6 separate regions of the Homo sapiens genome follow, and all the other regions are linked to region 3. The links are chromatin loops, found by intact Hi-C in ENCODE. Cell type or tissue: PC-3. All regions are shown on one strand.

What was found. A loop is a pair of places that touch in the nucleus more often than their neighbours do. Peaks named below come from ENCODE experiments on the same cell type or tissue, not always from the same donor. Only the 100,000 strongest peaks of a DNase experiment are listed, where the experiment ranks them.
Region 1: it touches region 3 in a loop (5-fold over the local background); 5 of 110 quality-filtered maps call a loop at or near these places.
Region 2: a loop joins it to region 3, with 7 times the contacts of the local background. A loop is called at or near these places in 23 of 110 quality-filtered maps.
Region 4: a loop joins it to region 3, with 6 times the contacts of the local background. A loop is called at or near these places in 4 of 110 quality-filtered maps.
Region 5: it touches region 3 in a loop (3-fold over the local background); 4 of 110 quality-filtered maps call a loop at or near these places.
Region 6: a loop joins it to region 3, with 12 times the contacts of the local background. A loop is called at or near these places in 17 of 110 quality-filtered maps.

The regions. Positions count from the first base shown.
Region 1 is chr2:118,384,970-118,389,969 of GRCh38, reverse strand. It overlaps LOC107985815 (a long non-coding RNA gene), which reads right to left and starts at 864. Exons shown (of 2, transcript XR_001739201.1): 1 at 631-864. RefSeq lists an enhancer at 2,324-3,523. In PC-3, no CTCF peak of the experiment used is centred here; DNase peaks (open chromatin) are centred at 949, 2,129 and 2,829; H3K4me3 peaks cover 801 bases; H3K27ac peaks cover 5,000 bases.
Region 2 is chr2:118,219,557-118,224,556 of GRCh38, reverse strand. It overlaps LOC105373578 (a long non-coding RNA gene), which reads left to right. Exons shown (of 5, transcript XR_923249.3): 1 at 1-777. Among named protein-coding and RNA genes, the nearest start is that of THORLNC, 36 kb to the right of the region's middle. RefSeq lists a silencer at 1-11 and an enhancer at 2,230-2,524. In PC-3, a CTCF peak has its summit at 2,381 (motif pointing left); a DNase peak (open chromatin) is centred at 2,366.
Region 3 is chr2:118,044,787-118,049,786 of GRCh38, reverse strand. It overlaps LOC102723413 (a long non-coding RNA gene), which reads right to left. Exons shown (of 3, transcript XR_923247.3): 2 at 4,405-4,483. Among named protein-coding and RNA genes, the nearest start is that of CCDC93, 33 kb to the right of the region's middle. In PC-3, a CTCF peak has its summit at 2,946; DNase peaks (open chromatin) are centred at 106 and 2,126; H3K4me3 peaks cover 860 bases; H3K27ac peaks cover 1,313 bases.
Region 4 is chr2:118,120,832-118,125,831 of GRCh38, reverse strand. No RefSeq gene overlaps it. Among named protein-coding and RNA genes, the nearest start is that of INSIG2, 35 kb to the right of the region's middle. RefSeq lists an enhancer at 1,614-2,813. In PC-3, a CTCF peak has its summit at 2,312; DNase peaks (open chromatin) are centred at 1,801, 2,161 and 2,651; H3K4me3 peaks cover 1,562 bases; H3K27ac peaks cover 5,000 bases.
Region 5 is chr2:118,159,668-118,164,667 of GRCh38, reverse strand. No RefSeq gene overlaps it. Among named protein-coding and RNA genes, the nearest start is that of THORLNC, 24 kb to the left of the region's middle. In PC-3, no CTCF peak of the experiment used is centred here; no DNase peak of the experiment used is centred here.
Region 6 is chr2:118,182,465-118,187,464 of GRCh38, reverse strand. THORLNC (testis associated oncogenic lncRNA) reads left to right here and starts at 1,079. Exons shown (of 3, transcript NR_144530.1): 1 at 1,079-1,234; 2 at 2,075-2,127; 3 at 4,143-4,543. RefSeq lists enhancers at 725-774, 915-1,094. In PC-3, no CTCF peak of the experiment used is centred here; no DNase peak of the experiment used is centred here; H3K4me3 peaks cover 1,686 bases; H3K27ac peaks cover 1,153 bases.

The DNA of each region.
Region 1 (5,000 bases), 340 kb before region 3:
TGCAATAGATAACAATTTCTGTTGTCATGGATTTAACATCTGGAACAATCCTTGAGTACATCCTATTTGCCTGGATATTTGCTCATAATTTCAACTGTGTTCTTTGACAACTTATCTGAGGTTAGACTAGGGGTAAAAGTTGCCTGAGATCTCACAGCTGAAAGGCAGCAGAGCTAGAATCAGAATCCAAAACAATACTCTATCCACCTCACCCTGAAGTCTCCCAAATCACAGGTTTGATTTGACAACTGTCCTGGGAAGTTAAGATGGTCCAGCTCCATTCTCCCTCCACCTCCTGCCTTTGGAATTTTTGTTAGCAAAGGAGGTCTAATACCTACTTGAAGCCAGGGCAGGACCACATAGCAACTACTTGAGGTGTCTTTTGGCTCTAAGAGATACCATTTGTGAATAAATCTTAACATTCTCTAAAGGGAGAATGTTCCTGGAAGGGAGAGTAGGGATGTCCCCCTACCTGATTGTTGAACTATCCCTTTCTCATAAACATAGCTAGGACGATTAACAGCTACTGCAGTTATCCCTGATAGCCTGCTCTCTAATATACCACAGCTATGCCATGGCTTTAAACTCTCCATGTCTGTGCATTTCCCCCGGTCTGGAACAATCACCTACCCCATTCATTGCCCTGACTTTCGTATCCATTTAAATACAGCAGTTCTTCAGGGCCAGGCAAGGGTCTCTCTCCATGAAGCTTTCCACAACCACCTTCTTCATCTGTCTGCCGGGACCCTTTGCTTGGATCCCCCTCTCCAATTTCATTCTGTTTTGAAGCACACCATAGTTGGCTTCCTGTTGGTCTCCCCAGCGTGACTGAGAGCTGCAGAGGGCAAGGATGTGTCCCACTTGTTTTTCTTTTCCCAGGATCTAGCCTTGGGTTTGGCACAGATTGGTTACTAAACATATATTTATTAAATGAATGATTACATGAATCAATGAAGGAAGGAATAAAAAATGAATGAGTAATTTAATAAGTAAATAAGTGACTGAAGGAGTGAGTCACGAGGAGTGAGGAAATGGCAGCCAAGAGGAGCTCCTGTGATCATGAGCTATGTTAATCCCACTAGCATGGGAAAGAAGGTTATTTTGTGACTTTGCCATGAGTGGTCTTTTTTTCTTTTTCCTTTTTCTTCTTTTAGTACACTTTTTTAGTACATTCAAGTGGTGGGCCCTCTCTGGCTTGAACTGTGGCAGTGGGCCCCAAATGCCTTATATCCTCTGTGAGACCAAGCTGGACATACATTAAATTATTAAAATATAGAAACATTAAAACTGTCTGGACCTGAAGGCAAGAAGAAACATATTTACTGAGTCCATGGACTGAGCTATTGCAGTTCCACAGTTCCTTATGCACAACTCCAACACTGAAAACCTAAGAAATCTAGTTTTACCACAACTCACTGTTTATTTATTTCACTTAGTAGAAAATAGTTTTAGGTTTTGCTGCAGAAATATTTCCGTGTTTGATTGAGGGTGATGTCCAAACCCTGCTAAGGGTGTTACTTAATATGAAAAATATAGACCATGTTACTTTTCTAAAACCCAAAAATGATTTCTGAAGCACATCAAGCCACAGGATTTCAGACAAGAAACTGTGAGCCTGTCCTATACCCAGGAGCCAAGTTATCAAAGTACAGTGGGTGTCCAAAAGTAGGAGATTCCAAACAGAATGTATTAAAAATCTAGGAAGATTTCAAGAGGAAAAAATCTGGAGAGAGAAAGTAGGAACATAGAAGCTTCAAAACCAGGGAGTACCCACCTCCCATGGACCAGATCCTATCCCAGGGGCCATCAGTATTTGTAGTTTCTCCAGACCACTAACAAGAAATGGCTGCCCTCACACCCTGCCTTTCAGGGGCCTCATGTAACCGGCATCCTCACCATCATTGCTGGTTTGCCTGCCTTCAAATGTTTATTATTAATCATACTGACAAAAGTTGTGCCCTGAGAATGCTTTGAATGTGTGCTGTATATGAAGTGTCTATGCCCAGTGCCTAGCTCAGGGCCTGACATAGAAGAAATACTCAATAAATGGGCCCAATAAGTCTTTAATGAGCATGTGTGATATGTTGCTCTTCATGATGTGCTTTTATATGCATTGTCTCACTTAAAATGACCCAGTGAGTCAGGCAAGTGGAATGAGTCCCAGGGAGGTTAAAGCACTTGCTCAAAATCATAAACAGTTCTGCTGGGACTTGCACCAAAGTTGTCTGTTAAAAAATCCTATTCTCTTTCTTTGGCATCAGTGTGCCTCCCTCTTGTGTAGTCTGAACCCTCAGAATTAAAGATGAATAAAAATGCCAAGTCATGGGAAAGTCTGGCCCTAAGAAAAGCAACTGATGAGCTATCAGCTCATGGACTGTCAGCAGGGCCATCTGTAGGTGATGCCCTCTCCTCTGTCTATCCTCTTGTGAGGTCAATCCAGCAGGAAGTCCAGCCCTGCCGAGAGAAGGGGGTACCATGAATGCACCGATGGGACCAGAGTCCCTTCCGGAGCTCCCCAGGTCCCAGCACTGCTGTCCTCCTTGTCTGCCTGTGTCTTCTGGAGCTGGCCTTGAGGCCCATGAAGAAATGCAGCCTTTTGAAGGTAAAGCAAGGACTACTTGATGCTGAGATAGACAGGGTGCCAGCACCCAGCTCAGGTCATGAGAAGCTGAGTTCACTGTAAGAACCCTATAAACATCTGCAGCAGATGGACCTGCCCAAGGTGAGGGTTCAATTTTCCCCTGTGAGAACAAGCCGACTAGGGAGGTACTAGCCGTGCATGAGGTCATCCTGACTCTCCTCTGAGAGAAGGATGATTCAGCCTATGACTCTCCTCCGAGGGAAGGATGATTCGGCCTATGTCCCTGTCTTCCTCTGCAGCCTTGCCCTGACATCTGGAAAACAGGTACTGGGTCAGAAGGGAGCGAAGCATGAGGGTGGGGTGGGGCCCAGCATCGGGATCCTGCACATCTCTCAGTAGTGAGCAGGCTCTGAGGAGCCACCCCTGCCCTGTGACTTTCCACACTAGTGAAGGGAGCATGTCTTGCATGTTCAATATGTCTCTATTTTCCAGCAACGTTACATGGATACTTCCCTCACTCTGAACAGCTCACAAGTTGGCCAGAAAAATGCTGTGTAAACTCCAGGCCAGGCCTCTAATTCTCTGGCGGCAGCACCAGAGAAATGAGGAGAATGTTCTCCCACTGGCTTCTTCAGCAGGATCTGTGGTACATTTCTAAAAAATAAAAGAAAAAGAAATCTACAAAGCTGTAATGCTCTAGCACGTCATGGCAAAGATTTTGTTTTTTATGTTTGAAAAAGAGCTTGAAAGAATAACACGTTGAACATTAGGTTAATATCTGCTCCTGCTCAAAAATGATTTTCTTACACAAGAATGTCCCTTCCAAAATGGCTTTTTGTCAGTAGCATGAAAGCAAGTTTGGCATGGGCCCAGTGGTGATTCTGATGGGAAGTGAAAGGCAGGCACACCCTAACGATCAAGATCAAAGGCCCCTAGAGCACCCCATATGCAGGAGGAGTCGCCCACTGCCCAAATGGTGCAGGGCCATTGCCAATTTCCCTGGCATTGCCAGGAGCCTCTGGGATCTACCATAAAGCCTTAGACCAAGGAAGGCCTTGTCCCATACCCAGTGAGTGGAGTCTCTGCCCACCAAGTGCCCACCTGTCTCTCCTGAAGTCTCTCTACAACACTGCCACCACTAGCAACCTCACACACCATTACATGGAAGAGTTAAAACATGAGGGCACAGTAGTCTCCAGGTCCTTGGGGGAAATTACTGGGCCAGATTGTAGCCCATTTTTCTTTAATTTCTTTCCTTTCTCCCTTCCTACCTCCCTCTCTTCATCCCCACTTTTCTTTTATCAGTCAGTTGGCAACATTTAAAGAGAACTACTCTAATACTAGGCATTGTGCACGGGTGAGTCAAGTACTGTTCTCCCTCTCAAGGAGTGCACAGACTAGTGTGGAGACTGACATTCCAACACGTTATACCTTTTAATGGCTTCATGCTTGTCACAGCATTAAGTGTAGAATGTCAGGCAAACAGAAGGAGGCCCTGAGCCAGCCAGGCCAGGCAGGGGTCTTCAACAACTCTGTGGAGTAATGTATGAAACCAGGGGAAGGAAAAACACAAGCTGTGGGTCAGACTCATTGGGGTCAAGTCTGAGGTCTGCCTGCTCGCTCATTGGCTATGTAACCCTGAGCCTTGGTGACCTGAATAGTAGCATGAGGGTGATGTTCATGTCATGCTGATGTGGTACAGTGCCCCATGCAGTACAGCGACACTCAAATGAGGACACCCAGAGGGCACACCTTGCATTAATGCAGATGTGAAAATCATGCAACTGTGGATCAACTCCCTGCAGCCTGCACAGGCCTGCACCAGCTATTTCATAAACCTTGCAGTCATGCAACCCCATATTGTATTGGAGGGGATATTTAGGACCTCACCTCTGGCACTATGATCACTAGGAATCGTAGTAATCATAGTAGAATCATGGTAGGGATACTGCTCCTCCACCATGTTTCCCTCCACTGTTATAAATTGACATTTGGAAGTGAATGTCTTCTGTTTTTCTGGACTTCACCAATACAGTGACTGGGCAACTGTTTACATGTTATGTCGTTGGCTACTCAAGAACTTCGTGAGCATGTTTTTCACCAAGCTTTCCTTGGGCAGTTTATAATGAACCATCAATAGTCTCACATTTAATTCAAAATAAAAGACCTAACAAGGAATTTTTTAAATTCTGGTGAACGTGTGGGGAAATGAACATCCTCATGTACAGCTGATGGGAACAGGTTTGATGTAACCTTTCTGGAGAGCAATTTGGCGATGCATATTAAAAGTCTTATAATGTTTATGTCAACCCAGTGACACTACTTGTAAAACTTTACCCTAATAACCGTTTATGTGCGCAAAGATTTATCTTCAAATATCCTTATTGTATGATCCTTAACAATAGCAAAAAACTGGAAA
Region 2 (5,000 bases), 170 kb before region 3:
CTGGCGCCCGGCGGGGCGGCCCGCAGAGCCAGGCGGCAAAGGCCGCGCCCCGGGCCGAGCTCTCCGCCCGGCGCCCGGTCCCATTAGGGGCTGTTTATTGCAAAGTAAAACCAACCTATCGCAGCGGCGAAGGCACTTTGTCTCTGCCGGGTCCCTTTCGGAAAACCGGTGACCCGGCGGCCCGGCGCGTCTCGGGGCGGGGGCAGCACAGCGTGCACGGTCCTCTCCAAGCGTTTTGCTGGGGACAAGTGCCTTTCTCTGAGGTTTACAACTCGCCCCGGCTCTGCTCAGGCGCCCACGGTAGCCGGAACTGGGCTGCAGCCTCCCCAGATCACACTAAACCCGAGCCGTTGCGAGGCCCCGGGTTGCCCAAAGATTGACAACGATCAGGAGCTAAGTCTGCTTTCCGGGGACCTCGTGGGGAGCTCTGTGCCCAGCACTTTTCTCTCGGACTCTCTGCTGGGGGAGAGAAAGAAAAGAAAAAAAAAGAAAAAGAAAAAGAAAAAGAAAAGTTTCTTTCGGGGGAAGCAGTGAAACAGGAAATGAAGATTCGCTCTGTAGTTTAGCTGAAAGGAAACGCTGTCTAATCCTGACATGTATCGCATTTAAAATAAAATTCTTTTATCTTCATGCGTGCCAAGCCCCCAGACATTGTTCGGACTCCTACGGGGGGAAAGACGTCATAAAATGAGAATTTGTTTCATTGTGGGTCGCTCTGCCAACACCGGGCTTTAAAGGAACGCCAAACAAAGCGGGCGCCAGGAGGGGGCTTCCCAGGTGAGCCCGAGACGGGATCGAAACTCCTCTCCAGTCCACGAAAACGCCCAAGAATAAGTTGTTGAGTAAAACCCACCCGTCCTCCTTGTAAACCCCCCAATTTCCTTTCCAAAACCCCATCCCTCTCCCAAATAAATCACGAGCGGCTCTCTTCCCATGCCAAGCGCCCTTGGCTTCACAATAAGCCCGGAAGATTTTAAGCAACGATATTGAGGTTTGGGAAGAGGGAGCGTGGGGCGTGGGATTCGCTGCTGCCCTGGGTTCAGTGTTCTTGGTTCTTTTCACGCCAGGCGTGATAAAGCAAAATATTTTAACTGCAACCTACAAGCTTGTTTTTTATCTTTTTTTCCCCTAACTTTTTTTTTTCCTTCCAAGAAACAGATCAAGAAAAACTAATTACAAGGCACGGCACCAAAGTTAAATGAAAATGTAATCCGGCAATAGAGAGAGAAAATTAATTTTTTAAAAGATAGATTTGAGTTAGAAACAAAAATACATTGTTCTCCCTGGTAACGTTTGCTAAACCTATGCTCGATTTCGGGCTGAAAAATCAGTAGTTACCCAGAACTCTGAGGTCACTCTCTGGATGCGTTTTCTTTAGAAATTCTAATTCGAAAATGTTCAAGCCTTCATTTGGAGCTTTGTTTTGTTTTCTGTATAAAAAGGTTTGGGGTGTTTTGCTTTTGTTTGTTTTGTTTTCTTTTTATTCAAAAATACTCCTTCTCTGTTTAGATATAATAGAGTGGTCTTGGAGATTAAGAGAATTTAGGAAAATATTTTTGATGGTGCCCTCAGTTGATATGTTACTGAAATAACAAATTGTTTTTTAAAACTTTCTTCTTTCTAGGTAGATGTCCCATCTCTAAAAATACTCTTGACTATTGGAAACGTGGGCACCAGTACACACAGCTGATGAGCTGCTCTAAGCCAGGGCTTGCTTCCAGCAACTCCCCTCACACCAAATGAAGAGGGTTTTGTTATGTTGGTTGTTGTTAGTGAAAGGTTTCTGTTTTGTTTTTTGTTTTGTTTTTGTTTGTTTTTAAACACTCTTGTTGGGTCTTCTACATCCTATATTATCTTCCTAGGAGAAAGGTTAATTTTCATTTCAAAAATGCGTGTGCTGCTGCACAAAACTCATAGTGCTTCATCCTAAAGATTTTTTTATGTCCAAATATTAAAATACTATAATGATGCTTTAATGGAATAAAATGTTTGTCCAATTAACCACTTCTTTGCTATTTGTTAGAATCTCTAGGAACATAGGCCAGTTCCTTAATGTAGTGTTTGTCCTAAGCCATTAAATACTCCATCTTAATTTTATTACATTAAGATATTCAAAATTATCTTCTTCAAATCTTTGTGTCATGTTTCTTTATTAGCTTGACTCACATCAACTGAGTCTCAGCAAGAAATAAGTTGACAGATGTTAGACAACTTGAAGGGGAGTTATTTGTTTTTAAAAAGATTAAATATTCCTGTCTAATTTATTTTTAAATCTCTCTCTCTCTCTCTGTTTTACTGTACTTGGACAGGGTAGGGCTGGAAAAGAAAGCCACGTCCTCCTTTACTGTATCAGCAGTGAATTTGCACCACCTTCTGGTAGGTTAGAGAATGACGAAAACACCCGCTGCTTCCATAAAAGAATTCTTTTATTCACTGTGGTCTGTTGTCCGATTTGTAGCTGAACTCAGAGCACCACTTAGCTTCTCAGAACTCACAGCTGATCTCTCCTATAGCCTGGTTTTATACAGATTCTTTGAACTGGGAAGTCTTTTCTTTATCATATCCTTGAGAAGGCTCACAAAATCCCCAACCGGTCCCTGCCTGTTAATTTACTGAAATGCCTGGCAGGGAAGTAAAGGATGGCTGGAGAATAGTCATTTCCTATTCTATTTTGGCTGTCCTCTGTAGAGTGCTTGAAAACAAATCGGAGGCTATAACTGTAGCAGCAGAGAAATAAACGCTTCTCTTTCTTGGTTTCATAAGACCCTCATTACCCACAATTAATCATAATGACATGCTGTATTCAGGCTCCTTGCTGGGGACTGCGAGGAACACACAGATGTGGCTTTCTGTAGATTTCAATCCCCTCTGCAGTATGGATTTCAGGATACAAAGCTTGTTAGTACACATTACTAGCCCCTGGATCTGCGGTTTCTCTCAAAAGTGCTGGTCAGCACTAGAGTGTGGAGGGTTTCCCAGACTTCAAATGAGGAACGTTTTTTCATGGCCTTCCTGCCTGGTGATAAAGACCACAGGGTGCAAAGGTTGATACTTCTTTCTCAAAGCCAAGCTAGATTTTAAAAAATGGAATATATACCCAGTAAAATGCAGTATGCATATATGTGTGTGTTACATCTATCTTATGTGAAGGTCTCTTATTCAAGGAGACAATAAACTTGATGGTGTGCACTACAGAATATGAGGAAAAATGAAGACCATGTTCTAGTAACATAGAGCCCCAAATGCTTTGCCTGCAAAACTGAGCTCAGAGAGAGAATGATTCTCAATTGGGTTAAATTAGTGAAATCATTTGATGAATTATTAATCTTATGTTAACCAACTGAGCCCCTGATAGGTGCCAGGTCTGTGAAGCTGAAACAGCCATGCTGGCTGTCGTGGGCTAGTTGCAATTGTCTACACCTGAATCAGCAGGGGCTTTCCAGCTAATTGTGTTAAAGGGATCTACCTACACAAGGCTGTTTGTTACTTGCATGATGTTAAGACAACCCAAACAAGAAAGATCAATAATTATTTTGTCATCACCTTACTCAAAAGTCTTTATTACAAACTTAAGAAGATTGTGAAGAAAGTACATGGAGAAACCTACAAACTTTCTTGATGAATATTCCAAGATAAGATTCAAATAAAGGTGAAAAAGACTGTTTTCTTAAATGCAGAGACTTAATGTTGTGAAGACATCAATTCTCAAATTTACATACAGACGGCCTTCCATATCCATGGATTCCACATTCATGGATTCAACCAATCTCAGATGAAAAATAATCAGAAAAAAAGTTGAGTCTGTACTGAACATGTACAGACTTTTTTCTTGTCATCATTTCCTAAACAGTACATTATAACAACTATTTACATGGCATTTACACTATATTTGGAATTATAATTAATTTAGAGATGATTTAAAGTATACAGGAAGAAATGTGTATGTTATATGCAAATACTACACTATTTTATATCAGGTACTTGAGTATTTGGGGATTTTGGTATCTGAGCAAGGTCCTGGGACCAATCCCCCACAGATACCGAGGGATGACTGTGTATATAAATGAAATCAATAGGATGAGTGAGTTAGAAGTGTGGGATAGAAGGGAATTTGGCAAAGTAATTCTAAACTTCACTTAAGAGAATAATGCAATGAAAACAGTGAAGACATATTTGGAAAACGAATAAAATTTGACCTAATGATATGTTCTATAAAACTACAACTTTAACAGGATGGTACTGGTGTGAAAATCAGACCAAGCAATTAAACAAATAAAGAGTACAGAAAGGATGTATTTTATTAAAGGACATATTTTATGTATTTATAAAAATTCAGTGTAAGATAAAGTTGACATCTCAAATCAAAGGCCTGAATTGCAGATTGTTTACTAAACATTGTTGGAAAAATGTACTATCCATTTGTTAAAAGGAATACATACCTTAACCAAAAATAAATTTCATATTGCTGAAGAGTTACCTTCAAATATTACATTGTAAAAAGAAAATCAGCAATAGTCACAATCGTCATCTGACAGCAGAAAAAAAACCAAGCCAATAATTAAAAGAATAGATTGGGGACATGGTAACCAAGAACATAGTGAGGCACCATTTAATATCCAGCACCCACACACATTTTAGAGACCATATTTTAGAGACCATATTTTAGAGACCATAACACTATTCAACTGACAAAAATTTAAAAAATCTAGCAATACCAAGTGTTGGAGAGGATGTGGTCCCCTGGGATCTTTTTAAACAAGGTTTCTGGAAAGGAAAGATATATATAGTCCCTTGGCAAACAGTTTGGCACATACCATATAACCCAGCAATTCTATTCCTGAGTATAGACCCGACAGAAATCTTTTCACCTGCACACCAGAAAAAAAAATATGTAAATGCATTCAGAACAGTAATAGGCATAATAGTGACCTGAATGTCTATAAATGGGGCAGTGTTTGAAAAACTGTGGTATATAGACACAACTGAATATGTGCAGCAGT
Region 3 (5,000 bases):
AGAAATCCTTTGATTCCTTAAACAATGATGTCCAAATGATTGATGTAAGAGAAATGAGATCACAGGATGCTGGGGACACCTGAACCAGCCATGAATTACTTGAGAAGATTCAGGCCCTGGCATTAAGCCAAGCAGAAAAATGATGGACATGTGGTTTCATGGGGAACTTCTAATTCACCTTCTTGTGACTGTTATATTTTACTGTTAACCGTTCCCTTTTAAAGAATGCCTTGTGGGACTCAGATGAAGGTACACTCCCTCCAAAAAATGTTCTGGGTAAATTCCACCCTACTATGGTCTGTCCAGTCTCTGAAAATTGACAGCCCTTTGTTTGCACCACTTCATACTGTCCATGTGAACAATTAAACAGCGTGGTTAAGAGCTCAGGTTCCAGAGTCAGATGGCCCAAGTTTAAGTCCTGATTCTGCCACTATTAGCTGTGTGACCTTGGGCAAGACTCCTAACCTCTCTGAGGTTTTTCTATTCTGTAAAATTGGAATGACAACAATACTTTTGTTGACTGGATGATTGTGATGAGGATATGAGATCTAATTTGTAAAGCATTAACACAAATATGTCACAGAGTAAAATTCTCCATCTATATTAGATATTATTATTATTGTGTTTCATGCATGTCCATTTTGTCTTTTCTTCATAAGAGCATAATTGATTAAAGACAGAGTCACAGCACCACATGTTATTTGTGTTCCCTACAGTGTTGGGCTCACAGTATGTTTTTAGAAAATATGTAACTGAGGGGTAAAGTCCTGCTACGGTGGAGAAAGGAGAATGAGGCATAATAGCAAAAGAATAGAAATATCTTCTCTCCTGTTGCATAAAGAGAAGTTTTAACAATGGTTACCATTATTAAGCATTCACCTTTTGCTGGGCACTTTACACAAGTTATTTCTAATCACTATTCTGCCAGATATATATTATTATCCCTGTTTTACAGAAATAAAAGTTGAAGTTCAGGGAAGGTAAGAAATATTGCACGTGACTGAAGTGAAAGGATGGGATTCAAACCCAGGTCCGTCAACTGCCAACGTCCACTTCTACCCACAGCATCCTGTCAATCAGATAGATGCTCCTTCTCTGAACAGGCAACATAGCTATCTCCTGCTGGCAAATGATAAGAAATTAGAGATGGGATTGCCAGATGAGCCTTTCATGCTGAGTCACATAGAGCAAGACATATCACAGGCAGTGGCAAAAGCTGAAAGTTGAGAGTCAGTCTTCAAAAATGCACACTATGAAAAGAAATGCAGATCATAGTCATTTTGGGCTCACACCTTAGCAACTACCATCACCCAGGTTCTATTTGAAGCCAAACAATTGTGGCTTAAAGGTGCTGAATAATTAAGACATTGAATATAAGTATTAAATAACAATATGATGCTTTAGGACCCGGAAATGACAGCCATGCCTTACACTTGCAAAGCTCCTCTATCTCCCTCGAATGTTCACTCGCATTAAGTGAGGGGTAATAAGATGGAGGAATTCACATTGGCAAGGTGGGGACATGGTCTGAGAAGAAAGATGTGATTAAGAGAGGTAGCCAGGATCAGCCGTAAACTCCCAATTGGAAGTTTCAGTACAGGTGGTGGCTTGGACTGGGGCCAGCCGAGAAACATGTGGTCCACACAAAACGTGTTGGGGTCCATATTGTCTGGAAGGACATGGTATTATGAATGTCTTTGTCTGATTGGAAATATCTAGGCTCTCCAAACAACCATTTCCAGATCTCAATATTGTCTGCCTTCCAGAAATGTTTCATCCTAGACTTGAGTTATTCACATTGTTTCCCCAAATGCCAAGTAGAAATGCTTGGGATGATAAAATAGAAAGCACAGAATACATTTGCCTTGGGTGCACATTCTTAAAGCACTTCACCTCAAAGCCGTCCAGAGCTCTGCTAGCTACTAAGAGGGTTGAGGCAAGAACAACCTCTAATAATTCAAAACTAAAATTAGACATTCACTTGAAAAATTCAGGTAACCGAAACAAAAATGAGGGAAGCTTTGTTTATTTAAATTATGAGATAATTGCCACAATTCTCCAATTCCCCTCACTAGGGTAGACTTGGCTTGAGTGTATCAGCATCCATGGTGACTCATCTAGTAAGTAAACTACATTAGCTCTGCTACCAGCAGAAAGGAAAGGGAAAGGTCTTGAAATATATCTATTGTGGCTTCCTTCCAGAGCAAGGGATTTCATTATATCCTGAAGACATGAGACAGTTCAAAGAGATTTGAAATACAGAATGAGAAGGCGGAGGAGGAGAAGTTTGGGATTATACACTTGCTTTTTAGTTTTGATTTTATATATGAGAATCAGACACTACAGACAGAGACTCTAGGGGGAGACTTTATTCTTCTGGTCCAGGGTTTTGTTTTGGTTCGTTCTGTGGTTAATATCTTTCCAAAAAGTTCCCCCCACATGGGTAGGCCTTCAGTTTACTCCCATGTACATAATTTCAAATAAGTATGACAGAAAATCCTTTAAAAACCACACATACATGATTTTCTATTCCATGGCTGAAATGAAACTTGATGGGAAAAAAAAGCATGATGGTGCCTGTTTATTAAATCCAGACAATGCAGAATGACAATAGGAATCATCCTGAAAGAGGCACCGCAATATTTTTGTAACAACAGAATAATAACTTGCTTTGCCTCTGTCTACTTTTAAAACCATTTTATGATTACAAGCATGTAAGCTATTCTAATTATTACTCTAAATAATTAATCATTTCCTTTACAATCACTTATTAATTAGCTGTCATAACATTGTTGTGAGTTAGGTGGAAGACAAAGATTCAATATTCAGTTATTAACACCTAATTAAAATGTTCATTGTTTTCCATATGTTGTTTATAGCTTTGCTTCCTCGCACTTGAAGACAGAATTTCTCCGAGAACAATGTCCTCTATTTGCTTAGCTACATCGCCATCTGTTGTTGAGAAGTAGAAAATGTCCTTTTCTGCTTTTTCACTTAATAGCTTAATCCTTACCTCAGTTTTTATTTGGAATTAAAAAAGATTGATCCCCAATATTCTCCCCCTAAAATATTTTTCTTAACTTTATTTGTTCTGCTGCTGACTACATAAAGTATTCTGCTAATGCCAATGGCATCATTTAAGTAGTAAATTAAGTGAGCCTATTAATGAAACTACAGTGAAAAATTCAAACTACTCCAATAAACTTTTCCAACATAGGAAAAGTATAGAAGAGGGGAGTTTGCTATCAAGTTTGGTTTACAGAAAGTCACCATCGAGGGAAATTTAAGATCTAATAATCCACCAGCCTAGGCAACATGGCGAAAGCCTGTCTCTACTAAAAATAAAAAAAATAAAAAAAATTAAAAAAAAAAAAAGCCAGGCATGGTGGTGCATGCCCGTAGTCCCAGCTACTCAGGGGGCTGAGTTGGGAGAATCACCTGAGCCCCGAGGTTGAGACTTCAGTGAGCCATGATCATGCCATTGCACTCCAGCCTGGGCAACAGGAGTGAGACCCACCCTGCCCCATCTCAAAAACAAACAAACAAAAAAAAGATTGACTATTTCACATCATAAAGATATGTCTTATACTAACTCATTTTTATAATAAAAGCTTATGTTTATTGAGCAACTACTGAATGCTAAGCACTGTTCATTCTTGCAACAGTCCAATAATGGAGACATTGCTGTGTTTGTGCCCACTTTACAAATAGAGAAACGGAATCACCAGGAGGTAAAGTCATTTGCTGATTCAGGGGGAGGCTAAATAATTTGTGAGGCTTAGTGCAAAATCAAAATGTGGAGCCTTTTGTTCCAAAAGCAGGGAAAGAAGTGCCATTAAAAGTATGAAAATATAAAGCTTTTTCCTTTCTTTCTAAGTCTCTCTCTCAACTTGTTATGATGTTTTAATTTGCTATTTAATGTTATTTTAATAAAAAATTTAATGTTGTCATTGTATGAGTTTTACCATTCATTTTTATATTGTGCAATGTGTTTTCAATGCAAATAAAAGAGCATGTAACTCATATACAGAATAATCAAAATTTCACAATTCGTTATTTTGTCGCTCATGTGTGTGTATTTCACTCTCTCCAGAATGGTAGAAATGCTGCACAAAACCAACTCAACTATTTTCATCTCACTTGATATATGCACAATCTACCAACACTGCTCACCTTGGGCTTATTGGTGAGTAGGGAATTACAATTCTCTTTCCTTCTATGTCATCATTTTCAGTACAAGTAGTTAGCCAACACAGAGAAGTAGCATAAGAGAGCATATGGTAGGCTTTCCTGTAATTCATGTTTCTTGGAATGCCTTGGCCTGCTTTCTGCATTCAAAGCAAGTTCTGGCCCAAGCGAAAAGTCAGTGGTAGATATGCAGATATGCCAATATGCCATGCTCACCTTTTCCTCTTTAAGTCTCACTGAACTCCCACATATTCTGGGTCCACCAGAATTCTGTGTTCACAAGGTGTTGTGTACTCTGTAAGGAAATAAGGTAGCAAGGAACAGCAGATACTCCATTATTATTATTGGGCTTAACATACTGTGCTTATCTTCCCTACTCTCATGTATGCTCCAATGTCTGTCAGAATTCACTTGCAAAACATAAGTTCAAACATAAAATTGTTGAGAATTTCAAGACAGTGACAGCAGAGCATTAAAATAAGTGTGAGGCTCTCTGAGCCTGGGGCTCTGTGAGACTACGCCCACTGAGCAGATCCTGAGATGATGGACACACACAGAATGACACATCTGTTTCCAGAGTTCACACTTCTAACCACTGTGCTCTGCTGCCCCTCAGATTATGCCCAGAGGCACCTTCAAAAGCTTCTGCTTTATGTGTCCATTATTCATAGAATTAAAGAAAGATGATGGTGGACAGAGGGCCTTAGAATTCCAACCTTCCGATTTTACAGACAAAAGACAAGAAACCCAAAGAACCAGGATGACAGCCCTGATGTCCTGAATCTAGACCTCCTCAAATTGTCAAAATGAAT
Region 4 (5,000 bases), 76 kb before region 3:
TTCGGGCTCAGAGTAGATCCTCGATAAACACAGTAGAATTGCTGCAGCATGCTGCAATACATGTCTAAGGATACATCAGGACCCTTTGGGTGGTCTTGGGCAATACTGCCCAGTTAACCACTTTGCAGTTCCTTTTTGAGGAAAGTAACGGAAAGATTGGAGGTCCAGGCTCTGCCAGAAGGACTTGAGCAAATCACTTAAGGTTTTGTTTTCCTCTTTTATCCAATGTGAGCGTTAGACCAACATTATGGGCCTGGGATGGTATGTGGTTTATCAGAACCCATGCGTAGGCTGTTTGCACAAGAACAAGTCCAAGTTAGCCTGAAGTTATTGCTACTTTTTGACATCGAGATTTTCTTTGCAATGGTCAATGGTAGGATTAATTACTGTGGCTGTTCCATGGGCACTCGAAACTAAAATATATTCCCTAACTTCAGGGCACATAGTATGACATCTATCCATCATATCTACGTTTGTGATTATGTCGCTTAGGTCTTTTTATATCTTTATTTTCAGTCAAATTGATTTGAGAGGATGTGCTGCTTTTTCGAAACTGAGATGTAGAGAGGCCGAGGAGGTGCCAGTTCCTGCGGGAAGGTAGAGTATGGAGAAATCACAGGGTCTGTAGATCATCTCCAATCAAACATCACTCTGGCTGTAAAGAAAGGCCCCTGCCCCAAAATTCAACAAGGTCTATATTTTCTCATTTTTATTGGTATTATTTGAAAGGAGGAAGAATCAACTTTTTATTCAATCAGGTAATTTTTTATTGTTTTCTATCTTTCCTATACATAAATTTTGTTTCCCAAATCAAGTTGGAAAACTCAGTCCTCCTTTTATATCTCCATGGTGGGTAGGACAAGGTCTACTCATGGCTTGGTGGGGGATTTTAAATGGTGATGTTGCTAATAATTACACCTAAGCACTTACTATGAGACAAGTTCTCTTCTAGATATTTTGTATGTTTTAGATTATTTAACTCTTACATCAATTTATAATGCCACCATTTTACAAATTAAAAAAAAAAAAAGCAAGGCACGTGGACGTAAAATAACTTGCGCAGGTTCAAACTGCTAGTGAGCAGCAGAGCCGGGGCCCCAGCCTGAGACACTGTGCTCTGTTGCCGCTTTTAGAGACCAACTCACCCACTGGCTTCACTACATGCGTGAAGAAACAGGAACTTGAGTCTGCTAAGCAAGCTGCCGGGAGAACTAAAACTAGACCCCTGGTATTTGGACCTTTATCCAGAGCCTTCCTGCTGTGCATCGCTGCCCCTCACAATGCACAGAAGCTGTATTTGTGGCAGCAAGAGGTTGTCATTTGCTGGATGACATGGGTTAATGGTTTAATAGCAACTCCTGCCTACCTCACCTCACAGGACTGCAGGGCCAGCACCATAGGAGAAATAAAGATGATGTAATCAAATATTATCTAAATAATGTATACTTTTTGAGTCCTGAATAAATCACCCAGCTGTGGAATACATTCATGTTTAATATTACTAGGATATATAAAATGATTTAGGACTGGGGGGATTGGAAGTAAAGAAAACTAAAATTCCACAAGGGCCAAATCCTTCTAGGTGGGAAGACTTGTATTTTTTATAAGCACCTCCTCTCTCTCCAATTCCCATGCACATGACCTTCATTCTTTGTTTATAGATTGTGGGTGTCACCCTTGGAAACAGGCATTTTCCCAGAACAAGTAAGAACTAATGTTAGCCAATAGGAGAGAATACTAGTCAGCCCTCAGGGGAGAGGATGGCCATTAAAATATAGTACATAAAGGGATGAGCTGCTGGTATTTATCTCCAAGTCCAGCTTGCAGAGCCTTTCTCTGTTGCCAAAAGTGATCTAACATCTCCCTGCATAGCTTGGCTTCAGATGGTGAGATTTTTATTATTTTTTCATTCCATTCCACATTCATTCCAGTAATTATGAAAAAAGAAAGGAGTTATGACATATCTGGGGAGACTGACCCAGTGTATCAACTTTACTAAGAAAGGACATAATGGTTTTGGCAAGATAAGAGAATTTCATTCGGAAATTCCAAAGACATTCTATCCCAGTGGAGTTACTTGACTTGCCAAAAATCAAAGTTGTTTAGCTGGGTGGGGCAGGGACCTAAGCCAGATGACTAAGGGTGACACTCCTGGACAATCCACACAAGAGGCTTTCAGAAAGGCATTCTGATGCTGTGACTGGTGGTGTTCCACCTGCATTCATTCACGATGAGCCAGCAAGGTGAGATCGACAGCAAGCCCCAGAAACCTGGCCCTCTAGTGACACAGAATCTCTGTGAGGGGTATGGGAACAGAAACAGCGGTCTTTATCTCAAATCGTGGCACTATAAAGTAGTCCCACTACCTGCCTACTTTGGGCCCTACAGCAGAAACTGAATAAAATGCATTCCTATTATCTTAAAGAAAAAATTGACTCACGAGCCCTCTAACCTAATATTAGTATGTGGTAAACGCCAGATGAAGATGAAAGTAGCTAAAATTTGGGATGAATTTCTTGGAGAGATTCTAGAATTTCCTTTCCCAGTTCTCCTAGTTTTCATTTCAAACAAGATTCTGAAATGGTCTCCTTGTGGTTCAGCTCAGACTCAAGAGAACTGCTTCAATGGTGTCTCCAACCCCCTTGGCCTAAATGTTCTCACTTGCAAAGAAGATTCCACTTAAGAGGAAGTGCAGCCGGTTAATGCTTAACTACAGCAACTCCTCCTCTACACCAAGTGAGAAAGTTGGGCTGGGCTGAAAAATGGTTAGTTTTGCATGAAACTGAGTGTAGGTATTGTTTGAAAACCAGAGAACCCCAGAACCTCAAATTTCATGGGCCTCCAAGATCATTTATTTCAAACCATATATCTAATTGCTCCAAAAAGAAAAAATCTCTGATCTGTTTGGCAAGCAGTTTTCTCTTCCCACAGAGGAACACAGTCAACTGTAGGGCCTCTGTAACTTACATGTCACATGGAATCCAGCCTTACTTGGTAAAGGGAACATTAGCAAAATATCTTAGTCATGGTCATTTGGTTACAAAGAACAGAAAACCACTCAACTTTTAAATCATTTTTAAAGAGTTTATTGGAAGGAAAGCACAGGTTTCAGGGGAAGTAGAAAAATGTCAGATGCTTTGTCTCCCTCCCTCCCTCTCGCTCTCCCCCATCCTCCCCTTTTCCTCATCTCCAACTTCTGCTTCTCTCTGTAACTCATGCCTTTCTCTTGCTTTTGCAGCTTCCACTTCATTATGATTTTTTGGCTCTGACATAGGACAGTTTTTTTTGTTTGTTTTCTGTTTTTTACGTTTACCCTCATTTTTGTCATATTTTATTTTTTTCTGTGGAGAACCAGCCATGGGAATTGGTTTTCAGCAATGGACACCTGACCTGACCAAAGCCAATAAATCATGAGACTTTTGCTGAGACTTCAGAGAGGTGGGATGTGGAGGGGAGAGGACATGAGGATGGAGCTGCCAAAGCCATCCTGCCACTGTGAAGCACAAGACTAAGGCCAACACAGCAGAAAGGGCAAAGGGCTGGAAAGAAGCTAAGTCCTGATGGAGGCTTTCTGAAGTCTGAATCCCAGCTGTCCGTGAGACCAGTCCTGCTTTTCATTTCATGAGTCAATCACTGTATTTCTTGCCTAAGTCATCCATTAGCACAGCTGTCAGCCTTGGATTGCCATTGAGTCAACCCCATTCCTCCACCTGGCCTTGCACTCCAGTTTCACGACTAGCCTAGTTAGGAAGGATGTGCTCAGGGGAAGTGCAGTTTAATGTGGTTTCTAGGATATTCTTTCCAGGGTAAAGGGGGGCAGAGGAAGAAAAAAATAATCAACCTCTTCCATTTATTTTCATTAATCAGAGTCCTTGATCTGACAATTAGCCTAATCATATTTTTACTGTCCTGTCTTCACTAAGGTCATGAATGTCAAAATATAAAAGATCAAAGTATGCAGAAATCACTTCAAACTTCATAAATAATGCTTGTGATTTTTTTCATATGCAAGTCTAATGAAAATTGAGAAAACGATGTGTGCATTTCATAGTTATTCTCTTCTGGACATGCCAACCTCGGTCTTAAAATTGAAGACTATATTTAATGACTTAGAGGTTCAAATGTAAGTCATAAATTAAATTGCATCTGGTAAGGTGTACCTTACATTCTGCTTCTTCATTATGAGACCATATAACCCAATTCTTTGATTTATAAATATTTCCACTTTAATAAGTCATGACGCAAATAATCTTTCTCCAAACCTCTTGTTTCAAGACATCCAACTTACTGCACCACAAAATAGTAAATCTCAGGCTCAGAACTCCTTTCTTTGCCAAGAATTATACTAGTGAAGTTGTTCCTTGCCTCAATTAAAACTTACACTTGTTTAGAAAGGGCAAGAGCATAACTTCCACATATATGTTTAAGTTCCACATCTAACATTGTATAGGAATAAACCAGATTCCACCAACTTTCTGTGTTGACACCCACAGGCAGTGCAGATTGCATCCTGGGAAAAAGAACAAGGGCCTGGCTCTATGCCCAGCTGTACATACTAGCTGTGTGGCCTTAGCAGGTTGTGTATAATCTCTCTAAGCCTCTGTTTCTTCACATATGAAGTACTGACCTTATACTTTATAGATTGTAATATCAACTTTATGGCTTTATTGGGGACTTGAAATGAGGTGGTGTATGTAAAGCACATAGTAGGCATTCAGTGTTCATTACCAGCTACTACTTAAGGTAATAATTGCCCTTCATAATAGAAACATTCATAATTCATAAATGTCCATTTCCTACCAGTTGTCAACATACATGCTATGTTGCTGTAAACCTTGCATAATTATAAAATTAAATTTCCATCTTTCATAAATTGAAATGTAACATCACGCTAAAGCTACTGAAATGTCTGATTCTGCCACTGACTGGTTGTAGAACTCGGGACAAACGTAATCAATTTGTGGCTTTGCTTCTGCGTTTGTAAAATGACAAGATTGGGC
Region 5 (5,000 bases), 110 kb before region 3:
GCTGCAGCGGCTGGGACACAGGGCACCAAGTCCCTAAGCTGCACACAGCATGGAGATTCTGGGCCCGGCCCACAAAACCACTTTTTCCTCCTAGGTCTCAGGGCCTGTCATGGGAGGGACTGCCACAGATGTGTTTGACATGCCCTGGGGACATTTTCCCCATTGTCTTGGTGATTAACATTTGCCTCCTCATTACTTATGCAAATTTCTGCAGCCAGCTTGAATTTCTCCCCCAGAAAATGGGATTTTCTTTTCTACTGCATTGTCAGGCTGCAAATTTTCCAAACTTTTATGCTTTGTTTCCTTTTTGAAACTAGAATGCCTTTAACAGCATCCAAGTCACCTCTTGAATGCTTTGCTGCTTAGAAATTTCTTCCACCAGATACCTTAAGTCATCTCACTCAAGTTCAAAGTTCCACAAATCTCTAGGGCAGGAGCAAAATGCCACCAGTCTCTTTGCTAAAACGTAACAAGAGTCACCTTTGCTCCAGTTCCCAACAAGTTCCTAATTTCCATCTGAGACCACCTCACCCTGAACCTTATTGTTCATATCACTATCAGCATTTTTGTCAAAGCCATTCAACAAGTCTCTAGGAAGTTCTAAACTTTCCCACATTTTCCTGCCTTCTTCTGAGCCCTCCAAACTGTTCCAACCTCTGCCTGTTACCTAGTTACAAGGTTGTTTCTACATTTTCAGGTATCTTTTTGGCAACACCCCACTTTACTGCTACCAATTTACTGTATTAGTCCGTCTTCACGCTGCTGATAAAGACATACCCGGCCGGGCGCAGTGGCTCACGCCTGTAATCCCAGCACTTTGGGAGGCCAAGGCGGGTGGATCACCTGAGGTCGGGAGTTCAAGACCATCCTGGCTAACATGGTGAAGCCCTGTCTCTACTAAAAATACAAAAAAAATAGCCGGGCATGGTGGTGGGTGCCTGTAGTCCCAGCTACTTAGGAGGCTGAGGCAGGAGAATGGCGTGAACTCAGGAGGCAGAGCTTGCAGTGAGTGGAGATCACGCCACTGCACTCCAGCCTGGGTGAGCTTGCAGTGAGTGGAGATCATGCCACTGCACTCCAGCCTGGGTGACAGAGCGAGACTCCATCTCAAAAAAAAAAAAAAAAAAAAGGCACACCCAAGACTGGGCAATTTACAAAAGAAAGAGGTTTACTGAACTCAGAGTTCCACATGGCTGGGGAGGTTTCACAATCATGGTGGAAGGTGAAAGGCACATCTCACATGGCAGCAGACAAATGAAGAGAGTTTGTGCAGGGAAACTCCCCTTTTTAAAACCATCAGATCTCGTGAGCCTGATTCACTATCACGAGAACAGCTCAAGAAAGACTTGCCCCCATAGTTCAATCACCTCCCACTGGGTTCCTGCCATGGAACATGGGAATTGTGGGAGTTACAATTCACGGTGAGATTTCGGTGGGGACACAGCCAAATCATATGAATTTTCTACTATTCTATATGTTGTCTTTTCACTCTTGATTGTGTTCTTTGCTGTGCAGAAGCTTATTAGTTGGATGTAGTCCCACTTGTTTATTTTGTTGTCGTTGCCTCTGCTTTTGCTGTCATATCCACAAAATCATTGCCAAGACTATTGTCATGGCACTTTCCCCCAATGTCTTCTTCTAGGCGTTTTATAGGTTTGTGTCTTACATTCAATCATTTAAACCATTCTGAGTTGATTTTTGCGTATGGTGTCAGATAAAGGGCCAATTTCATTCTTTTACATGTGGATATCTAGTTTTCTTATCACCATTTGTTGAAGAGATGATCTTTTTCCAACTGTATATCCTTGGCACCCTTATTGAAGATCAATTAAACATATATGCATAGTTATTTTTTTCTGGGCTCTCTATTCTGTTTCATTTTTCTATATATCTATCCATGACAATTCTGTTTTAATTATTATAGCTTTGTCCTATATTTTGATGTCAGAGAGTGTGATGACTGCCTTGTCATTCTTTCTCAAGATTTATTTGGCTATTGGTCTTTTGTGGTTCCAAATTATTTTTAGAATTTTTTTCTTTTTTTAACTTTTAGGTTCAGGGGTACATGTTACATAGGAAAACAAGTGCCATGGGGGTTTGTTGTAAAGATTATTTCATCACCCAGATATTAAGCAGAGTACCCAATAACTATCTTTTCTGCTCCTCTCCCTCCCCCCAACCTCCACCCTCAAGTAGACCTGTCTGTTGTTTTATTCTTTGTGTTCATAAGTTCTTATCATTTAGCTCCCACTTATAAGTGACAACATGTGGTATTTGGTTTTCTGTTCCTGCTTTAGCTTGCTAAGGATAATAGCCTTCAGTTCCATCTATGTTCCTACAAAAGATGTGTTCTTGTTCTTTTTTGTGGCTGCATAGTAGAATTTTGTTTTTCTATTTTGGTAAAAAATACTAACGAAATTTTTTTTAGGAATTGCATTGAATCTGCAGATTGTCTTAAAAAGTATGCACATTTTAACAATATTAAGTCTTCCAATCCATGAACACACAGATGACTTTCCATTTGCTTGTGTCTTGTTTAATTTCTTTCAACAATGCTTTGTAGTGTTTGGTATACAAGATTTTTGCTTCCTTAGTTAAGTTTATTTCTAGGTATTTTATTCTTTTTGGTGCTAGTGTAAATGGGAATGTTTTCCTAATTTCCATTTCATATTCATTGTTAATGTGTGTGCAAGTGATATTTGTATGTTAATGTTGTATTCTGAAACTTTACTGAATATGTTTATTAGTTCCAACGAAAATTTTTATGAAGTCTTTAGGGTTTTCTATACGTAAGATCATGTCATCTGCAAATAGGAGCAATTTTACTTCTTTGTGATTTAAGTACCTTTTTGTTTGTTTTTTGGCCTAATTGCTCTGGATAGGAATTCCGATGTTGCATTGAAGAGTGAGGGAAATCAAAGTATTTCATCCCCAAATATACTTCCTTGACATATTTTGAGGTGGCTGTTCAGCAAGTCTGCAAACAGAGGTAGCCCTGCAAAGCTGTCTTTGGAGGGGAGATTTGCATTTGTACGAAATCTTCATTGATGCTGCCAGGCTTTCTCTGGGGCTCTCCCTCGTCCTATCTACAAAAGATTAACTGAGAGTATAATACATTTAAAGGTCTGAAAGTCCAGGTGCAGTGGTTCATGTCTCCAATCCAAGCACTTTGGGAAGCCAAGGCAGGAGGATCACTGGAGTCCAGGAGTTCAAAATCAGCATGGGCAATCTAGTGAGACTCCATCTCAAAAAACAAAACAAAAAAAAACGGTTAGCCAGGTGTGACGGCGTGTACCTGTAGTCCCAGCTACTTGAGAGGCTGAGGCTGGAGGATTGCTTGGGACGAGGAGTTCAAGGCTGCAGACAGCCATGGTTGTGCCACTGAACTCCAGTCTGGTCAATAGAGCAAGACCCTGTCTCCACACACATGCAAAAAAAAAAAAAAAAAAAAAAAAAAAAAAAAAGATCTGAAGAAAACATTCATTCATTATTCATTCTCTCTGAAGGCTACTACCTGTGAGGTTTCACTTACATAGCAGGACCACCTTTGTTAGCCAGGCTTCCTCTTCTCCCCCTCCCATAATCTGTTTTGCTGATATCCAACCCCCATTCCTTCTGTAACCTCAAGATGGCACATAAGGTTCTGAAACCTACTGGGTGATTGGGGTAATTATGCTGTGGTTCTCTCCCATATACAAGTTAATAAATTTGTATGCCTTTTCTCCAATTAATCCACCTTTATCAGTTGATTTTTCAGTGAACCATCTGAAGATAAAGAGTAATTTTCCCTTGGCCCCTACAATAGAAAAGGTGAAAGTAAGCATCCTTGCCTTATTCCTAATCTTAGAGGAAAAGCTTTTAGTTTTTTACTATTGAGTGCGATGTTAGCTGTAGGCTTTTTATAGATGGTCTTCATTATGCTGAGATATTTTACTTCTGTTCCTAGTTTGTTGAGAGTTTTTATCATGAAGGGGTGTTGAATTTTGTCAAATGCTTTTTCTGCATCAATTGAGACAATCATGTGATTTATATCCTATATTCTGTTAATGTGGTGTATCACATAAATTGATTTTATATCCTTGCATCTTAGGGATGAATCCCACTTGGTTATGATGTATGATCCTTTTAATGTTTAATTCAGTTTGCTAGTATTTTGTTGCATCTATTTTCATGAGGGATATTGGCCTGTAATTTTCTTTTCTTGTGGTGTCTTTGTGTGGCTTTGGTATCAAGGTAATGCTGTCCTCATGTAATGAGTTTGGAAGTGTTCCCTCCTCTTCAATTTTTTGGAAGAGTTTGAGAAGAATTGGCATTAATTCCTTAAATGTTTGGTAGAATCCACCAGTGAAGCCATCTGGTCCTGAGCTTTCCCTTGTTGGGAGATTTTTGGTTACTGGTTCAATCTCCATACTAGTCATAGATCTGTTCAGACTTTCTACTTCTTCATAATTTAGTCTTTGTAGGTTGTGTATTTCTAGGAATTATCCATTGCTCCTAAGTTATCCTGTTTGATGGTATGTTATTGTTCAAAACAGATATGTTATGTTCCTTTGAATTCCTGTGATATCAGTTGCAATGTCTCTTATTTTATTTCTAATTGTATTTTAGTCTTCTTTCTTTTTTTCAGTGTAGCAGGAGTTTGCAATTTTGTTTATCTTTCCAAAAAAACAAACTCTTAGTTTATTGATTTTTTTGCTATTGTCTTTCTATTTTCTATTTTGTTTATTTCTGCTCCAATCTTTATCATTTCTTTCCTTCTGCCAACTTTGGGCTTGGTTTGTTCTTTTTTTTTTTTTTTCTATATCCTTGAGGTATAAAATTGGCTTTTTATTGAAATCTTTCTTTGGTTAATGTAGACATTTATCAGCATTAACTTCCCTGTTAAAACTGGTTTTGCCACATCACACAAGTTTTGGTATGTTGTGTTTTCATTTCCATTTGCCTTATTTTCCAATTTTCTTTTTGATTTCTATTTTGACTCAATAGTTGTTCAAGAGTAT
Region 6 (5,000 bases), 140 kb before region 3:
ACTGTGGAGGCCCAAGGTCAAATCTGTTCTGGGCTCCATCACCAATTAACCACTTGATATTTGACGCTGTCCTATCTGTGCCTTAATAAAATGGAGTGCTAGAACTGGACCAAAGCCACCTGGTGGCTCTGAAGACCTTCAGCAGGAGAGGGGGAGAAAATGAAAATACAGGAATTTGAGAAAAATCTACCAACGTTATCACAGTGAGCTTGTGTTTCGGCATTATGATACAGCACATAGAAAATGGGGGGTGGCTCAGGGCAGGGAGAGAATTTGTTTCTTTCCTTCGTCCATTTGAAACTTATTGAGCATCTATATGTTCCAGGTTACAGAAACAAATACTGCATGGTCCTCGACCCAGAGAAAATCTCTTATAGGCCATGGGAGGCTGAGAGGTGTCTGTTTTTCTTCCCAGTATATCCCCAACATTTAACAACAGGTTAATACTTAAATATAGTAGATTCTCAATAAATATGTGTTGATTAAATAAATAAACCAATTTAATTCAAGACAAGTAAACGGACACTTTCAAGGAAGCATTTTAAAGCTATAGGGGAGAGAAAAGTGGCCTGGGAACTCAAATATGCGGCCCTCACCCCTACTAGGGAAGCAGAAGGAGGGAGCATCCCGTCCAAAGCTTCCCAAGCGGCGCCGGACTGCGTGCTGCGGCTGTGGGGGTAGAAGTCTTCAGATAAAAGATGGGGAAAACAGACCAAAGCAAGTCTCGCTGGCCAGTGACACTCCAGGAGCATGGCCCATGGAAGGATCCAAGGCTGAGGGATCTGGGGTAGCCCCACAGAGATACTCTGCCAAAATCCAGTCACGAGAAGGAGGGAGGAGGCGAGGAACGAAAATGAGATTTGGTTTAGGCCGGAAGAACGGGCTGCGCCAACAACGAGAAAATAAAGTGGCGAGCTGGGAAGGGTGTAGCGCGGGCTAGAAGGGCGGGAAACTTGAGAACCACGGGCGCGGGAGCCTGGCGGGGACGCAAGCCCGGAACTGGCGGAGGGGTGGGCAGGCGCATGCGCGCGCGCAGCTGAAACGCCGGCTGATGAAACTGACAAAGGCGAGAGCGCGCAGCAGCCCACAGCAGCCGAGTTCGCGCCGCCGGTAGGTGCTGCCATGCCAGGGGGCGGGATCGTGGAGCGCCTCGCAGAACCGCACGAAAGCAAAAACAAAGCCATCTCTCCGGAGCAGAAATAGAACAGACGTGGCCGGGGAAAGCCAAATATTTGTGAGATGATGTGAACAAAGGGGGAAAAGTCAATCCAGGGAAGTTTGAGTTTCTGGTTGGAGGCTTCAGCGGCTCTGATCGCTGGATACTTTAAGAGAACATCCTTTGCCCCCGCTCTCCCTCTCTCCCCGAAGAAAAATAAATCCTTGGCAAAATGAGACTTGACGGCATGAAAAGAAGGTCTCCAGACTGTCCCAGCTGGCGCGGGCGGGGCCGGGGCCGAGGTGCCGCTTGGTGACACTGCAGCCGCGGCTCAGCACTGTCACCCAGAAAGGCCCGCCGACGTCTGTATGCAGGGAACGTGGCTCTTAGCAGAGCCTGGACAGGCGCAGGGCCAAGGAAGTCTTTGTTTTTGTTTCTTTCTCTAGCCCTTCCTGCCAATACATCAGGGATATAACTCCTTGGTGTTTCTGCCTTACAATCGCTCCTTATACCCCACCCAGATCCTCAGCACTGCAGCTCCCACTGCCACTGCCCGCTGTGAGTCACCTCCCCCTCTCCCTTTTTTAAACCAAACGGCAAGGCCATATTGCAGTTATCCATAAATGGAAAAGCAAGAAGCCACCAATACCTGTTTGAGAAGATGGCATTTTAATTAGCACACTCCGGCTGCCATAAACCCGGGCTCCTGCCCCACCTCTCCCCCCGCCCCCTCCTCCCCCCTCCCCCGCCGTGCCCTCTCTCAACCTCCCCGCTCACCCCCATCTATGTAAAAAAGCCATAAAGCCTCTCTCCAATCGCTTTCTCGGAGGGAGTTTTTGCAACCCCCACAACACAGGTTGATTGGAAAGGTCTCTCTCCCGGATAACAACAATTCAATGTGCCTTGACATTTTAATAGCCTGCCGTCCTGGTGAACACAATCGAGCAAGGCAGTGAAGCAAACATCATTAGGTAAGCAAGATAATCTAAGCGGAATCTGCCGCCTGCAGGCTCACATCTGGGGGCAGGTTGCACAGCTGGGCCGTCCACAAAGCTGGGCTCCTCCTGTCCTGCAGCGCCTTTGTATATGAATACCAATATATACACTTGTTTAGCTAGAGACACACACTTACAGGTTTTGGTAGATAAATACAGTCAGGCAAGTGTACCGACCACTGACGCCCCAACATGAAATAGCGTTAAGAGTACACAAATTTACCATGAATCAAAATATCCACCATCCCACCGAAGCTCCACCAAGATAAACGTACGGCTCTAAGCGCGGGTTTGCTATATCAAAGAGAACAAGGCAAATACTTGTTGGGATTCCTAATACCAACCATGTAAAGGCTTTTGATGCATATATATATGCCCCCTGAGTGCCCTAGGCTGGTATTCTCCTGCGTGCCGTTGTCCAACTTGGCTCTGGTCATATGGCTTTTGGGCTTGAAATGGTGCGACCTACCTTATTTTCTATTGTTATCTAAAGGAATGCATATATATGCGTTCATTTATGTAAATATTTTGAATATAATGCCATGGCTAGACATATAATTTAAGCATAATATATAACATAAAATATTTATACTTATGTTTGCAGGGAACTGCTATTAATGCTTCACATCTAATAACTCATTTAATCCTCAAATTGTAGGTACTGTTATTATCCCCACTTTACAGATGAGATAACTGAGGCACAAAAGTTTGAAGCAGCTTGCCCAAAGTCATCTTCTAATAAGTGGTGGAGCCAGGATTTGAATCCAAGCAGTCTGGCTCTAGAGTCCAGTGTATTATCCATTAAGTTATGCTGTTTCATAAAAAGTAAAGCACACAAGTAGATATAAAATGTGTTGCATGTCTTCATAAGGTCAGTGCATTCTATTATGAATTTATATATTTATGTACATGCATAACACACACATGTTCGTGTGAACTGTCAAAAGGTGCAAGGAAGTATGTCTGACTTCTTTTTAACATAAACACCTGCCTGCACTTGTATATTCAGCCATATTCATGTATTGAGCATCTTGTGAGTCCCTAAGCCATGTGCTGGGGTACTGAGGATACAATAATTAATTAGACACAATGGCCACCCTCAAGAACTCATCACCTATGGGGGAGTCAAACAAGTAAATAGATGCTTAACCTTGAGGGTGATAGGTTAGAGGCTGACACAGAGCTGCAGAGACTAGGATGGCCCCTTCCCCCACCCATCCCCACCCTCCTGACATATCTTGCACCAGAATCTTCCAGGGAAGCCACACACTTATTCCCATGAGGTTGTCATCACTCAGAACATGTTGAGGGTTCCCTTTGGGAATTGCCTTCTAAACCATTTTATAAGCTGCCCAAGAAAATGATTCTTGTTATTTAATAATTACATATAATATGCACACTCACACCCCTTTCTTAGGAAGGAGGCAGAAGTGACATCACAAAACCCAGGGACCAACAGATGATAGAAAATTCTCCTGTTGGAGTCCAACCCTCCCCAGCTGGTCCATGCCCCTCCCTCTCCTGCACACAAGTCCCCCAGCATAGATCCCGTTCCCTGGATGCTGACTTGGCAAGCTATTCACTTTATGAATATGACCCTCAGAGGGGAGAGCCCCTCTCAGCAGCCCCCGAACTATGTTATCACCATTATTAAGGAGCTTAAAGAGGAGCTGGGAGGACAAGACACCGCTGGAATTGCAGCCTGATTGTGATTGATGTGTTCCTATTAGCGCCTCAGTGTTATCTCTCTGGATAGCAACAACAGCCAGTGGCTTGTAACACAACAGATTACCTGAGTTCTCAGCCTTAGAAGGATGTTTAAATAAAATATAGTCGCTCTTAGCAAGAGGCTCATTTTCTCCACGAGGCTCCCGGACTATTTCATGTCAGCTCTGATTCGCTGCGACTCTCCTCAGTAAACATGTCTTATCATTAATAATTCTTTACAAGCACAATCTCCAAGAGTCCTCTCTCTCTCCCTCTTTCTCTAGGTGGCTGGACTCAGACACATCACGCTCCAGTTTGGGTTCCAAGGTGCTTCTCTCTGGATTTTCACCTGCCTTGCCAAAAATGATTGATTACGCTGGGCCAACTGGGTGTCCGGCAATACCCAACAAATGACTTTGGCCCCTAACAGCAGGTCTTGGCCAGACAGAAATCAATATTTCACCATTAAAATCTATCAAAGAAGAGTTAAGGCACCATCTGTCCCTGCCGCCTCTCTATGGTGTGTGAACATTAAATCCGACACTTGTACTACATGGGTAATCAATATATAGTGGTTCACAGATCATTTGTGGTTCCCTTTTAGCAGTGATGGATGTCTGGAATCGTTGTGATTCATTTTGTCAGACCATTAAACAAGATTCTGTCCAGTTCCTTCCTGATTTCATTTAGAGGATCATTCTTCACAGTTCATAAGAGGGAAACGGTTTTACCAATCTGCTTCTATTTCAATAAGTCACTTTATAGAGATTTTGTGTCCTCCAGACTGTAAAAATTCTGGAGAGATAGTACAAACAGACCTCTAAAACTATTCACTGCATGACATATGCATAAAGTGTGAAGAGAGGAATGTAAATATGTTTACCTCTTTATCTGCAAATGTTGGTTTTAACCCCCTCCTAGCTGGAGAGCTGGCCAGGGTACTCCAGGCATCGGCCTGCTATAGCAAGAGGCAGCTAAAGTTTGGTAACTGGAGGCTAATTTACAGGGATGACGAAAATCCCCTGACTCCTCATGAGCATGGTGGAAAGCAAATGGGAATGGCTCTTCCAGGGGCCACATTTTAGAGACTTTCATTTCTATAGTCAAGATGTCCTTGCCCCTCATGCAAATGGTTGGCAAAA